Linked DNA regions of Mus musculus: region 1 is linked to region 2. A link is a loop called in an ENCODE intact Hi-C map of the cell type or tissue named here. Cell type or tissue: heart. All regions are shown on one strand. Links, peaks and the distances in the headings refer to the core of each region. The heading gives the core; the rest is flanking DNA.

What was found. Hi-C counts contacts between places; a loop is a spot of excess contacts. Peaks named below come from ENCODE experiments on the same cell type or tissue, not always from the same donor. Only the 100,000 strongest peaks of a DNase experiment are listed, where the experiment ranks them.
Region 1: it touches region 2 in a loop (2.6-fold over the local background); 3 of 42 quality-filtered maps call a loop at or near these places.

The regions. Positions count from the first base shown.
Region 1 is chr4:155,621,698-155,628,581 of GRCm38, forward strand. It overlaps Cdk11b (cyclin-dependent kinase 11B), which reads left to right and starts at 3,157. Exons shown (of 20, transcript NM_007661.4): 1 at 3,157-3,244; 2 at 3,834-3,957; 3 at 5,077-5,192. The coding sequence starts at 3,847. Gm16023 (predicted gene 16023) reads right to left here and starts at 3,058. Exons shown (of 3, transcript NR_040441.1): 1 at 2,662-3,058. Slc35e2 (solute carrier family 35, member E2) reads left to right here. Exons shown (of 9, transcript NM_177186.4): 9 at 1-1,643. In heart, for the core only: no CTCF peak of the experiment used is centred there; a DNase peak (open chromatin) is centred at 2,954; H3K4me3 peaks cover 2,266 bases; H3K27ac peaks cover 1,550 bases.
Region 2 is chr4:155,755,835-155,764,185 of GRCm38, forward strand. Atad3a (ATPase family, AAA domain containing 3A) reads right to left here and starts at 5,264. Exons shown (of 16, transcript NM_179203.3): 1 at 4,968-5,264; 2 at 1,258-1,334; 3 at 227-328. The coding sequence starts at 5,169. Atad3aos (ATPase family, AAA domain containing 3A, opposite strand) reads left to right here and starts at 5,358. Exons shown (of 3, transcript NR_027972.1): 1 at 5,358-5,452; 2 at 5,551-5,943; 3 at 7,536-7,726. In heart, for the core only: a CTCF peak has its summit at 4,220 (motif pointing left); a DNase peak (open chromatin) is centred at 5,317; H3K4me3 peaks cover 1,646 bases; H3K27ac peaks cover 914 bases.

The DNA of each region.
Region 1 (6,884 bases), core at 1,664-4,163, 140 kb before region 2:
TTACCAGCTCCTGTTTTGTTTGTTTTTAAACCCGATCATGATGGCACATACATATAATCTTAGTAATTTGGAAGCATAAGAGTGCATAGTGGTTCAAGGCCAGCTTGGGCTACATATTGAGACCAAGTTTCAAAAAAATGTTTATGATCACAATTTCTCAAATATTAGGATTATCATCTGTCTTCAGATGGTGGTTCACACTTTTAATCCCAGCACTTAGGAGGCAGAGGCAGGTGATTCTCTGTGAGTTTGAGGCTAGACTGGTCTACAAAGCCAAATCCAGGACCCCCAGGGCTCTGTTACACAGAAAAACCTTGTCTCAAGAAAAGTAAAAATGATGAGTCAGAGGAGATTAAAGAGAATTAAAGCTGTTCAAGGGATTCGGCCAAGTAAACTTTACTTTGTGCCTTAAAAACAGCACAAAACAAGTGGCTTTGTGATCCTGCTCTCAGATGATCACTTTGCTCAGTGATAATAACAGATGCTCAGCACAGCCTCCTGTCACATCTGTCCAAGTGATGTCTTCTTTTTTTTTTTGTTGTTTTTTTTTGTTTTTTTTTTTTGTTTTTGGAGACAGGGTTTCTCTGTGTAGCCATGGCTGTCCTGGAACTCACTTTGTAGACCAGGCTGGCCTCGAACTCAGAAATCCACCTGCCTCTGTCTCCCGAGTGCTAGGATTAAAGGCGTGCGCCACCACCGCCCAGCAAGTGATGTCTTCTTAACATTGGAAAGGGGTAAAGAAAGATGTTAGTACAGATGGGAAACAATGCCGGCTCCTCCTGAGATTGCATTTACCTATGTAACCCATAGTGTCCTTGAACTCTAGATTCTTCTAAGTCATCGTTCTCAGGACTGAGATTACAAGTACGTGTCACCACTTCTGACTCCTGCCTTTGAACATCAATCTTTTGTTTTTTCTTAACACGTAAATATTGATCTCCCTGTGAGGCGGCCTCTTCATCTCTTCATTCTCCCACCCTTCGTTTATTATGCTAGGCATAGTACTCAGGGCTTCAGGAATGCTAGGCTGCTATTCTTTCTCTGAGACATGGCCTCCAGCCTGTTTTTCTTAGTTTATCAATGCCTTTGCTCTCCCCATGAATTAGAACAGGACATGCTGATTGTGGACAAATAGTATCCACCACAATTAGAGTGTAGTAGGTTTTAACTTCAGTGTCTCTGAAGTACGTTTTCCTGGGTACTCTGATCCTGACTTTGCCAGCTGCTGGACCCTTCCTAATATGTCCAAGTTTAGTTTGAATTAAATCAAGTTGGCTAGTTGTGTGTTTGTGGGGTTTTTGTTTGTTTTTACTTTTCATTTCTGGGACTCAAGCTGCATACTAAATTCATTTGTAATGTCTGGACTTAATAATAATGTAATTGTGAGTATGTTCGTTCAATGTTCGTTCAATGTTGGCACTTTGGAAAAGGCCACAGTTTAGGGTGGACAATTGTCTGCATCAAAGCCAAGTCATATTTGCTTTATACCAAACAATACTAGAGAATTAAAACACATCATAAAATGTACACTGTTTTGTATTTCACCTCTTTCAGTATTTAAATAATTATATTAATGCCTCCTAGAAAAGAATTCTGTTAGATAATTCAGTGATTCCTGAAATAAATTGGTATTGTGTAATTAATCCTGCAGTAGCCTCCTCATTCTTTTTATCCAAGCTGCCAATGGTTCTTGTATGAATATGAAAACATGTAACTATTTTGTTCGTTTGGTTTCCTTTTTTTTGATACAAGGTTTTTCTGTGTAACCCTGTGGACCAGGCCACCTTTAAACGGTACCTCTGTCTACAAAGTGATAAGATCGAAGATGTGAGCCACCACCACCTGGCTTGTATAACTCTGTTATGTATGCTACTGAAATCAGACTTAGTTTCCAAGTCACTGATAACTCTGGAGGCAAAGTAAGAGCTGGGATCACAAAGTGTTTCACTCCAATATCCCTCATTTTTTTCATACACTAGTTGTTATATTCTTTCACATCTTACCATTTCACAGTCATAACTAACAGTGGTTTCCTTTTCATTTTGTTTGTTTCTGACCCTAACTCAAGAAATTTAATCATATTGCTATTTTTTGTTTCACGATACAGAGCTGCTTTTGTAGCCTTGGCTGTCCTAGAACTAGCTCTGTAGACCAGGCTGGCCTCAAACTCACAAGAGGTCCGCCTGCTTCTGTCTCCCTAGTGCTGGCATTAAAGGTGTGCTCCACTGATGCATGGCATTGCTTTTTGTTTGTTTGTTTTTTTCCCCAATACCCACAGGATAACCTGACAAAAACAAGCAGCTGGAATTTTCCTTTCTGCTCTCTCTTCCATAAGCCCTGATAGGTTAATAGGTTTTTAGTGGAATCGTAAAAACCTTTAAGACCTTCAGGTGGTTTAAGTACACGTTTGAGAAGTGTCTAGACACTTCAGCATTTAGAATGAAAAGAAAACAAAAAGAATACAGAGATACAGGCCAGAAATAGAGGCTAGGTCTACGTACTAAACTCTATTTCAAAGCAAAACAATAACATAAAGACTCAACCACTATCGTAGGCCAAGCAGAAGAGGTTGTTTTAAGGAGGTTGGCTGAGGAAACTGGATTCGTTTCAATGTTTTCTTGTGCAGGGGACTTCCTCATCATAGGATGTTAACTAGCCTACCTGTGAATTCAGCTTCCTGGGTCCTGGGTAGGTCAGAAAGACAACTTGTTTTTCCATTGGATGGCACGACGCCACTTTGGAGGCGTCTATACGTCAGAGCAATTAGTCTGATGGGTAGAAACAAATGTCTGGCTGCGGAAGGTTGAGTGGCACAAGCAGCTTGTCACGAGTGCAAATGCTGCTCGGCCTGCAGACTACGCTACCGAGTGCCTGGAGGTAGCCCTGCCTGGCAGAGCGAAGGTGCAGCGGGAGGCACGGTTTCCGGTTTCCGCAGACGGCCGAGCGCATCGTCTCGAAACGTCATCTCTCGGAGACACCCCAGGACGTTACCAGACGCTACTTCGCTTTTATCCGCCCAGCCTCGCGTCGTTGGCAGGAGCCAACTCACGATGTAAGGACACTTCCGGTGCGCGCAAGGTACTGTGGGGCGGCCAAAAAAAGTCGAGCGCACACGCGGTTCGTCGTCGTCGTCGTACGTCATCATCACGCTTCCGCGGAGGAAGTGACGACAATCCTGGCGCGCGCCGGGCGCTGTTCCTTCCCAGACTCCAGGACCGGCTGCGGCGGCTGTAGCGGCGCAGGGGTGAGTAGCGGCGCGGGGGTTCGGAGCAGGGTTTACGGCGCCCCTGAAGAATCGCGGCTGGCGACACGCTGCTGCCGCGGAGCAGTCTCGCTCCACACGGAGCTGAGGGCGGTGGAGGCGGCAGGCCTGGCGGCCCCCGGAGCCGGCCCTTGCCTCAGGTTTGCGTGACTGAACCCTCAGAAGTGGGACCCCGCCCCGGAGTCCCGCGCTTGACAGTGCACCTTGATCTTACCTGTCACCCAGGCCTCCCCGCGTCCTGGAGCTTTCTCATACAACCTTTTGACACCTAAGGCAGAGTGTGTTGAGTGCGAGGCACTGAAATGACCTGGATGGTCTTTCATCCTAGAACAGTACCGTTACGTGGATGATGATGGTTGCGTTTTACGGAAAACACTGAGGTAAACTAAGTTACCCAAAACCTTACAGGAATGACAGAAACGACAGTGTATTCAGGCAGAATCCTTCCGACCTACCGGGACTTACTCTGAAACACTAACGATTAGACTTAAGTGTTCGGAAAAGACAGACCGACAGACCGACCGTAGCTTTCTGTGTCCCGAGGTTGCTTGAATTGTTTTTCTTTTTGCAGTGTTTTAACTCAAATGGGTGATGAAAAGGACTCTTGGAAAGTGAAAACGTTAGATGAAATTCTCCAGGAAAAGAAACGAAGGAAAGAACAAGAGGAGAAAGCAGAGATAAAACGCTTAAAAAATGTAAGCTATGTTTTTTAAGTAAGTGGTTTTCTTAAAGAAGATTTAATTTCTTTGCCCTCATTTTTCCATTAGAACAACGCTTCTTCGGTGAAGTTCTTTTGTACTTCCAAATGTCACAGGTGAGCCCAAAATCTATTCTAAAATTAACAAAAACATTCATATACTCAGTTGACGTTGAAGATAGATTAATAACACACTGAAGCTGTATCGAAATGAGAATATCTCGTTACAAAATAAAATATTCTGAACCTAGAATCATTACTGCCACCAGACTAATTTTTCTCATTTCATTATTAGTATATTCATAATACCATTTACCAAGCATTTTTAATAAAGTGGGAACTTTCCTTGCAATTAAAATGAGTGCTTTGTAATTACCTTGCTTTGGATGATGATATATTTAGAGTCCTTAGGTGACTGGATAAGAAACATTGATATAAGTGCTTCTTATTGTCAATATATGTATGATGTATTTCGTGTGTAAAAATCCAACTAAAGTCTTAGTTTTGGCTCAGAAAAACTAACGTTCATATAGTCTTATGACCCTTATCATGTACAATGTTTTAAATTTTCTGTTCTCAGGTTTCAGGTTACCAAAAAAAAAAAAAGTGATTTTAATTACATGAGTTTTGAACAAAATTAATATTTGAAGTTTCTATTCAAAAAATGTATATTTAGAGTTGGTTAGCAAACTTCAATTATCCTTAAAGATATTTAACCTGTACAACCTTTAATCCTAACACTCAAGAACTCAGGAGGCTGAGGCAGGCAGATCTATTGAGTTCAAAGCCAGCCAGTGCAATGTATATTTTATGTATATGTATAATTATATATATGTGCATTTGTATGTATGTGTGCATATATGTGTATATATGCATATATATATACACACATATACTTCCTATATATGTGTGTGTCTGTGCATATATATAGTGAGCTACGTATGGTGATGTACAGTGATGTACAGTGATGTAACCTCAGCATTTTGAAGACGGAGGCAGGTTTCTAGCTCAAAAACCGTCTTGAGCTACATAACAAGTTATTTTTCAAAGATAGACAAAGAAGAAAGGTGATTGATAAGGAAAATGACTCAATGCTTCATTTTCCTTTGCTTCTTAGTCTGATGACCGCGATTCCAAAAGGGATTCCCTTGAGGAGGGGGAGCTGAGAGATCACCGAATGGAGATCACAATCAGGAACTCACCATATAGAAGAGAGGATTCTATGGAAGACAGGTGAGAGAACTTAAGCTGTTGTCATATTTAGCCTGTAGCTCATGGGCCACATGGGCCCTAGGTTAGCTATGAATGCATCCCAATACAGAATTGTGAACTACTTAAAACATGCGTTTTGTTTTTGCAGTTTTATTGGTTGGTGGGTGGAGTTAGTGTTGGGGTGGGGGTGTACGTGGGTGTTACTTTATCCACAGGAATCAAAAGGTCCCCAAAGCTGGAGTAAAAGGTTGTTGTGAGATGCCCAGTATGGGTCCTGGGAACTGACCTTGGGTCTTTTTCAAGAACAACAAGTGTTCCTAACTATTTAGCCTTTTCTCTGGTCCCCTAGCCTGCCTTTTGTCGGTATTACTAGGGAAAGGTTTGAAGGCTTAGTGTTTAAGAGCACTTGTTGTTTTTATACCCTGTATTGCAAGTCTACAGGTTTGATTCCAGCAGCCAATGGTCATGGTGACTTACAACCATCTGTAAGTCCAATTCCAGAAAATCTGATTCGCCCTTTGACCTCCATGGGCACATGTAATATATATGCAGGAAAACATTCATACACATAAATGAATTTATTAAAAAGATAAATTTTTGTATGTTTGGGTTTTTTTTGTTTATTTGAGACAGTGTCTCTATATAGTCCTACCTGTCCTGGAGCTCACTATATAAATCCTTTATCTCAGAAACCCACTTGCCTCTGCCTCAAAAGTGCTGGGATTTAAAGGTGTGTGCCACCATGGCTGGCTATTTAAAGTTTGTATTTTGTCCTGACGTTTGTCTCACATGTGAGATGGCTTTTGTGTGGAGTCAGCTATTATGAAGTCCAAATAAGCATGTATTCCTTTCTTTGTAATATCTTCAATCAAACCAGCACCATTTAGTTAGTATATTTAAATCGCTATCCTGTATTGCAAGTCTACAGTTTTCAGAGTAACCCAAGGTTGAGTTTGGAGGGGCCACTGTCAGCAGCATCGATGTCTGATGGTCCTTTCACGGTGGTGAGGTCATTTGTTCTCTCCTCCCATCCTGTAAGACAACTGAGGGAAGTCCTTTTTTTTTTTTTAAAGGTTTATTTACTTATTATATGTAAGTACACTGTAGCTGTCTTCAGACACACCAGAAGAGGGAGTCAGATCTCGTTAGGGATGGTTGTAAGCCACCATGTGGTTGCTGGGATTTGAACTCAGGACCTTCGGAAGAGCAGTCGGGTGCTCTTACCTGCTGAGCCATCTCACCAACTCCGAGGGAAATCCTTCTAAGAAACTCAGAGTGTAAAGTCTTCCAGGGTCTTGTGTTAAAGAATTAGTTGAAGGTTCTGCTAAGTGACTTTTTTTTTTTTAAAGATTTATTTATTTATTATATGTAAGTACACTGTAGCTGTCTTCAGACACTCCAGAAGAGGGTGTCAGATCTTGTTGCGGATGGTTGTGAGCCACCATGTGGTTGCTGGGATTTGAACTCAGGGCCTTCGGAAGAGCAGTCGGGTGCTCTTACCCACTGAGCCATCTCACCAGCCCTAAGTGACCTTTTTTATTTGTTAAAGTTAATAAAATTACTGGACTTTAGCAGCCTTATCGAGGTATAAATAACTAAATGAATTGTATATGATGTGTGCTTTGACATATTTTACCTTGGCCATGAAACCATCACCACAATCAAGGAAATGGATAAATGAGCACGCCCCTCTCTGTAGAAAGGCGGCACATT
Region 2 (8,351 bases), core at 2,832-5,331:
AGGTAAGTGGCAGATGAGCTGCCACCTCCTACAAATATGCGGATACAGAACGGCTCTGTACCAAGGAGTCCATGGCTTCGAGGTTATTGTGTTTTGTTTGTTTTTACAATAGTGGTCCAGATCTCAGTACAGCAACCACCACTTTGTAAACCCTTGGTTAGTCAGTGAGTTAAAGATCCGGAGGGGTACCCCACTGTCCCACTCGCACTCCTGCCTGTGCACTCACAGCCTGGTGCTGTCGTGTCTCTTCAGTCAGGGTTTTCCTTCTTTCCTCGGCTTGCACACGGATCTGTTCGCTCTTCAGCTGCTCTACGGCAGCTTCGTACTCCTAGAGAGTACAGGAGAATCTGTGTAAGACTCACCCTCTACAGCCATCCCATCGGGCTGCAGATTACCAAATGGCAAGGATAGTATTCCCCTCCTACCCTGAGCTCGACTGTGTTGTCCAACAGACAAGGACTAAAGATGGAGACTGTTCTGAGCTCATTGAAAACCCTGGCATCAAGTGTTCTTTTGAGTTTTGTTGTTTGTTTTTCAACACAGGGTTTCTGTGTAGCCCTGGCTGACCTGGAATGTCTTCTGTAACCAGACTGCCCTGGAACTCAAGAAATCCACCTGCCTGTCTTCCAAGTGCTGGGATTAAAGGCATGCATGACCCCATCCAGCTTCAAGGATTCTTCTAAGCACAGAGAAATTAAAAAAAAACAAAACAAAACAAAACCAGGCATGGTGGTGCATACCAGTAATCCTAGCACTTAAAAGGCTGAGACAGAAGGACTGCCAAGAGTTTGAGGCCAGCTTGGGATACATAGAAAAACTCTCAGCCAGGGGTATCATGGAGTATGAGGTTATATTCCCAGCACTCTGGAGGTAGAACAGACAAATCTCTGAGTTCAAGGCTAGCCTGGTCTACAGAGTGAAACCAGGATAGCAAGGGGTATACAGAGAAACCCTGTCTTAAAGGAAGAAAGGAAGGAAGGAAGGAAGGAAGGAAGGAAGGAAGGAAGGAAGGAAGCCATCTCAAAATAAAACAAAACAAAACAAAAAACCCCAAAATTTTCAAGAAAGATCCCTTGCCTCTAAGCCCAGACGTTCCTCACCTACGACTTCCCTCTCAGGTACCTCGACTACAGGGTCATAGCCAAATATGCTCAGCTTCCAGCCCTTACGCCCCCCAATTCGCTCATAGACTGGAGAACACATCCATAGCCTGTCATCTTGCCTGGCCCTCTCACACCCTCATGGCCCACAGCTCACCTTGAGCTTGGACTGCTGTTCCAGCTGCAGCGTCTGCTCCTGCATCTGTGCGAGACTCAGTGCCTCCTTGGCATGGCCTGCAGGGAACAGAAGAGAGGGTATTACTACGCTGCCAGTCAACATTATCTGTGTGGCTAAAAATGGAACCTCTCACTCATGCCAAGGGGCTTTCAGTCTTGGATCGTTCGTGTGCCTTCTCAGCCAGTCTCACCCCTGCCTCGATTCACAATAACCGTTCCTTTCAAAGCCGCTGTCCCGCCTCCGACAGAGAGCCCGGAGAATTTGGATATGAGCTTGGTTGTCACAGAGCTTGCCCAGCATGCAAAAAGTCCTAGGCCGGATCCCTAGCACCACACACAACCAAGAGTTGTGTGCACGCCTGTGATCCTAGTATTCCGAAGTTGGAAGCCAAAGGATCCTCAGCGGCGTAGTGAGTTTGAGATAGCCCAGTAGCCATGAAACGTTGGGGGAAGGAGAACATGTAAGAGTCCCATCCCCGGGGATCATCGCATTGCCAAGAGCTCCATCAAAAGACCACCACACACTCATCCAGCATCAGGCTGTGCAACTATAACATGTCAGGCATCTTCCAGTTAGGGAAGCAGAGCTCTAGCTGGTGTCTGTATCTGTAACCATTGATGTTGCAAAAAACACGCAGGCAAAAAAGAATGGGTAAGGATCAGATATCAGACAACGCGCCTAGGTTATTAATGTCTTCTACATGTTTTGTGTGTCAGGGGGCACTGGTGTTTGTCAATACTTAGTGGGAAAGCCGGGCATGGTAGTGCACGCCTTTAATCCCAGCACTTGGGAGGCAGAGACAGGTGAATTTCTGAGTTCGAGGCCAGCCTGGTCAACAGAATGGGTTCCAGGACAGCCAGGGCTACACAGAGAAACCCTGTCTCAGGAAAAAAAAAAAAAAAAAACCTTAGTGGGAAAAACTTTACTTCTAGTATATTCTAAAGAGGCCTAAGAAACAAGTCTAGTCTAAATTTCCATGATAGTTTTCCATTACTAATACCTTATTGTAAAAAGTTTCTACCACAGAAAAACACGGGAGTGAAGATCACCAAGGAAACCCATACCTAATACAACGATGTCCATGTTTTGCTATTCTAACCCTTACTTTCTATCCCCATGACTTTCTTATATTTTTGAAGTCTTCAAAGTCAGCTGCAATTTCTTCATGTTACTTTCAAATGTCACAATCATGTCGTTAGCCAGAGCTTTACGACTGTTAGTGGTATGATTATGGGGAGGGAAAATGGCCTAAGACAGGAGGCAACATGGCATGAGCATTCCACAGGTTTAGATGAGCACGGCTGATGTCCTGACATTTGGGATCAATTTAGACAGAACATGCAGTTTGGCATGAACTCGACCAATGAGCAACAGTGTCAGAGCTTGGGAAGGACCTTCCAAGACAATCTTGCCCTAGACTCTCTTGTCTTCAGTGACCAGGACAGAAGACAAAAGAACTCACACCTGAGCAGAGAGAGAGCAGCAAGGCACAGCCCTACACCAATTCAGAGAGTCAGCTGCGAGGCCAAGTGCTGAGCAGGTTATCACAATGGCCTCTGATACACTGTCTCTCTCTGACAGGACAGGGCTGGGGACAGAAGCACTCTTTGGGGTCTCATCCCAGCACAGTAGGCAGGAATGGAGGTAGCACAGTCCAACAAAACTGGGGCCAACCTCCAGCTCCTGTTTCTTCTTCATGTGGCTTTGGCAAGCTGAGCTAACTTCTCTGAGTCCATTTTCTTGTAAAGTGAGTCAGAATAGGTAAACCTCAGCACAGGTTTAGTGCCCACCTGAGACTGCCCTACAAGAAAAGGGCACAGACCTAGACAGCCCATGAGGGCATGCAGAACCCATGGAATTTGTTGCTGGCCCAGAAAAGAGAGCTCTGTTAAAGCATAGTAGAGGCCAGGGCACTGAACCTAGATAGCGCATGCTCTGGGCAAGCCCTCCAGGACTGCCAGGACAAGCGCCTGAAGAGCAATTTACATGCAAGAGTAGTCAGGATGTAGCTGAGGGTTGGAACTACTGTTCTCCATAGTCTATACAACAGCCTGCATTAGTGAGACTAATAGCCAAGATTCAATTCTGAAACTCTAGGTGTGTCTAGAGAGTGATCTCCCCAACCCAGGAGTTACCGAGAGTTGTCCCCTACGTAACAGTGTAACAGGACACGGGATCATCTGCCAAGTCTTCTAATACTGGAAATGCCTTGAAAACCAGCCACTTTTCCTCATTTCAACCCAATCACTGAGATTATCTAGCAAACACAATAGATTATTTACAAAATTACTAGCTCTGCTGGACCTCAAGAGACAGGTGACCCTGGACCTCAATCTGAAGGCTCTGAATGTCTATATGGAGATTTGAGTCTGTGGGGCTCAAGAGACCATTGCCAAAAGTGGACAGGATCTCACAGTGTACCCCAACTAGCCTGGAACTTACTGTACAGAGCAGTCCAGCTTCAAACTCAGAGATCTGTCTGTCTCTGCCTCCCAAGTATTGGAATTAAAGGCATGAGCTCAAGACTTTTTTTTTTCCTACAAGAGCAGAGAATTGACTCACCAAGTGCCAGACTCTCTCTCAGAGGGTCTGCATATTATACCTATTTAAATTAGGGCTTCCCTATAGGATCTTTTGAAAAACAGAACACCCGCATAAACACAAAATTGAGAATGGAAACATCCTTCAATAAGTATTCATTCAACAAAGCTGACATTTCAGGCTTTTAAAAAATTTTTTATGTATTTGAGTTTTTGCCTGCATATAAGTATGTATATGTCTGGTACCCTTAGAAGCCAGAGGAGTCCTTGGATGCCCTGAAACTGGGGTTACAGAAGGTTTTGAGCTGTCATATAGGTGCACAGAATTGAACACAGGTCCACTACAATAGCAACAAGTGCTCTTAGCCTTTCAGCCATCTCTGCAGCCCCCTGCAGGCTCTTAAAAATATTTCAACTAGCTAGGCATAGTGACACACGCCTCAGGAGGCCGTGGCAGGTGGAGCTGTGATTTCTCTGACAGCCTGGTCTACAGGAGTCTCAGCCAGGGCTGCACAGTCTTTATAAAAACAAGAACAAACAAAGCAAAATAATCAAAAAAATCCACCTTACATTACACTTTGGCACAAACTGTCAACATCAAAACAAAAATGTGTCATTTGTTGGGAAAAGTCCTGGCCTTTGGGATCCATCAATGCTAAAATCTGTCTCAGAGAGGATCAACCTTTACGGACACCCTCACCTCACGTTCCACAGTGGAATGCTATCATCCAATAGTAAACACGACATCTACTCTCTCCTTTTTAAGTGAGAGATTGCTATTAACTACCACAACACAGGATCGCCTGACCTGGCTATGACTTTTGGCCTGCACCACGTGGAGGCAGCTAGAAAGCCCAACAGTAAAGTAGGTAAGGCCAACATTGGCACAGGGTCTCTCCTACGACCTACGTGTTGACAGCTACAAGTGCAAGAGGGTGGCAGGATCGGGGTCTCCCCCAATGCAGGACGGCTATGACCAAATGTCCCATAAGCGGCCATTCAGGTCACCTGAAAGGTACGGCTGCGAACGACCACTGTGCTGCTAAGACGTCAAGAGGACCAAAGTCCTAAGGGCAGCAGCTAGTGCCTCCGAGAGAAACCTCCCATTTCCCAGGGCCTCGGCCCGCCAAGCCCAGCCCGCGCACTCACGCGAGTGCTCCAACTCGCGAGCCGCTTTGGCCGCACGTTCCAGGCCCGTCGGGTCGAAGTTGCTCCATTTGTCCTTGGGCGATGGCCGGTCTCCCGCCCCGCGGTCACCGCCGCCCTCCGCCCCGGGTTGAGCGGGCGGCAAGGGCAGCGGAGGCCCTGTGCCTTCGCCCTTGGGGCCCTTGATGCCGAAGAGCCACGACATGGTCTGCAAGCTCCGCGCGCCCTCGGCGGACCGTACCGGAGCGTGACTCGCGAGGCTCCTCGCAGTCACCACGCGCCGCGGGCGCGACTCACTGCGCAGGCGCGAGCCACACCCCTTCCTTCTGGACGACGGAAACCTAGGAGGGTCAAGACGTTCTCAGCCGCCGGATTGGCCGCTGACATAGGGACGCCAGTGGCGTCGGTGGCACGATTTGCCCAGCTTTCTAAGGAGGCGGAACTGGACAGAGCTCCTGGACCAGGCAAATAGGAGCAAAGTTTTCGAGGTGGGTGTGCCTTCATCCTAGAAAACTTTTTTTTTTTTTTTTTTTTTTTTAAGCAAAGGTGCTATTCCTCTGGGGTCGTTCTGTACCTGTCGCTATAGGCATTTATGGAGACGCCCCAGCCACAGAGCCCACAGACGATCAGAGACACTGGACTCACACCACGGAGGGTCAGAACTCTTCTGCTGTGAATCCTACCCAAAGAACAGAAGAGGAAGGGAAAACCTGAAGGTGCTGTGGGTCTCCCGGAGCTAATTTTTTCCGGACTTGAGATGCCTCAGGTCACTGCAACTAAGGGCGAAGTAATCGGGGTGAGACCTCCAGCCGGGAGGACTAGAGAAGGGGTCCCTGGCGCCCCTCGACCGGCCGGGCACCCCTGCTGTGACCCCACGCTTTCTCGGAGCCGGATTCATGTATATCTGTGGCTGCTTTGAGCGTCTCCAGGCCAGCGGCTCCTACAGCCAAGCGTGCATAAGAATAAGAGAGTTACTTAGGTCAGAGACTTGGGCGCCTCTGACAAACAATCCTGCACCATTCTGCTACGATTGCTCAGGCGGTGTTTTGAGCCCGATCCTCTTTGGTGTTTTGGCAACCCACGGCGGCTATTGGCATGCTGCTGCTTTGCAGTACAAGCCAGAAAGCCAAGCCGACTCCCAGAGCCTGCAGAGGGTACATTACACTCAGGAGCTACTTAGAGTGAGGGCTGGTGCTCCAGGCTTGTGCTTGTTAGCCAGTGAGCGCTCCTTGGGAGCCTGCTGAGCCAGGTGCCTGCTCTGGACCTAGGGTTGACCTAACCTTTGGGCAAGTGGAAGGTAGCATGGACAGTGGCAGTTGTCACTAGGAACCCACATTTACCAAAGTCAGCGTCTTGGGTCCAGGCATCTTTCATAAAACCGGTTGAGTTCACAGAATTGTTTGGACTGTTTTTTAACACTGGACAAAAGGCAATTTTAAATGATAAAAAAGGAAGTTGAAGGTATGTTATTAGTCGTATTTATTTTTTATAAAACTTTAATTTTTTAAAATCTTACTATTAATGATAGTTCTTGAGTGCTGTAACCTTCCTTATAGCCCACCACCCATCAGAGATAGTGGAAAAAGGATATGGGGGAGGTAGACCTGTTTAGAAATGGTTCTTTGGAACAACTCCTGTCTATGTTGTCTGAAAATCAACAGTTCATTTCCCAGGTTAACAGCAGCAGCTCCATCCATTCCCATACACTTCACAAACACACTAACAGTCCAGTTCGATAGTCTGGATAACAAACATGAATCAGCAGTGGTGACACAACCTAACGGAGACAGCCAAGCCACCGCCTCTGTAGGAGGGACCAAGAGGAATGCCAAGAGAAGTTCTCAACTAGGCCTCTCTCTTTGCAACAAAGATCAGCAAAGATGTGTTGTACAGCTAGCTCAATAAGCAAGTCTAGCTCTGCTTCCATCACTGTCCATCACTGTCCAGTGTTTCTTGATATAAGGTTTCTTTGAGCTCTGACACTCCTGGAACTTAAGCTGCAGATCAAACTGTCCTGGAACTCAGAAATCTGCTACATCCCAAATGCTTGGATGAACCGTGTAGGTCACCACCATTTGTCTTAAATTTAAATCCTAAGATTATTCTACCTGTGACCCCTGTCCCCCAACAAAACCAAATGAGTTTCCCAGCAATAGCCAGACATCACTCATTGGCCATAAGGGTTTTTTGTTTGTTTGTTTGTTTGTTTGTTTTTAAATGGACAAACCACGTCTCTCATAGCAGTCGCCTTTGAGCTTAGATGGGTAAGTAAGGAGGGTCAGAGCTTTTTTTTGTTGTTTTTTTGTTTTGTTTTGTTTTTCGAGACAGGGTTTCTCTGTGTAGCCCTGGCTGTCCTGGAACTCACTTTGTAGACCAGGCTGGCCTCGAACTCAGAAATCCGCCTGCCTCTGCCTCCTGAGTGCTGGGATTAAAGGCGTGCGCCACCATGCCCAGCTAGGGGGTCAGAGCTTTTAAAGCCACACACCTTTCAGTCTTTTGCTGTATTTGGTAAGCACATAACCTTTATAAAATTCTGAATCTTGACTTTTTCAATTTTTTTTTTTTTTAAAGCGTGGGCCTAGAGAACGGCTTCGTGGCTAAGAAGAGTATGCACTGCTCTTCTAGGGGACTTGAGGTTTATTTCCAGCAACAACATCAAGCTTCTCCCTGCTGTTTGTAACTCCTTTCTGAATCCTCTCAACTCACAGATACATGTACAAACCCGCACAGGTCATGAACACTATTAAAATTAAACATACTTTTGTTTGTTTGCTTGCTTTTTTGAGACAGGGTTTCTCTGTGTAGCCCTGGCTGTCCTGGAACTCACTTTGTAGACCAGGCTGTCCTCGAACTCAGAAATCCGCCTGTTTCTGCCTCCCAAGTGCTGGGATTAAAGGTGTGCGCCACCACGCCCAGTTTAAACATATTTTTTTTAAAATATTTATTTATTTATTATATATCAGTACACTGTAGTTGTCTTCAGCCACACCAGAAGAGGGCATCAGATCTCATTACAGATGGTTGTGAGCCACCATGTGGTTGCTGGGAATTGAACTCAGGACCTCTGGAAGAGCAGTCAGTGCTCTTAACCGCTGAGCCATCTCTCCAGCCCCCCATATTTTTTAAGTATTAGGATGAAGCAGGTGGGAGGATCACTTGAGCCCAGGAGTTCGGTTAGGCTGAGCAATATAGCAAAACTTCGCATTGAAAAAAAGAAGAAAAGAAAGAGAAGGAGAAAAGGAAGTGAGACAAGTCTGGGAAGGTTGGCAAGACCCTGTGTCAGATAGCAGGGGGGTTGATTGATTGATTGATTGATTACCATTAAGAGGGCAGAGGTATAGCCTCTCCCTCTGAGCAGCTAACTCTATACCTTACAGTCTGATAGGA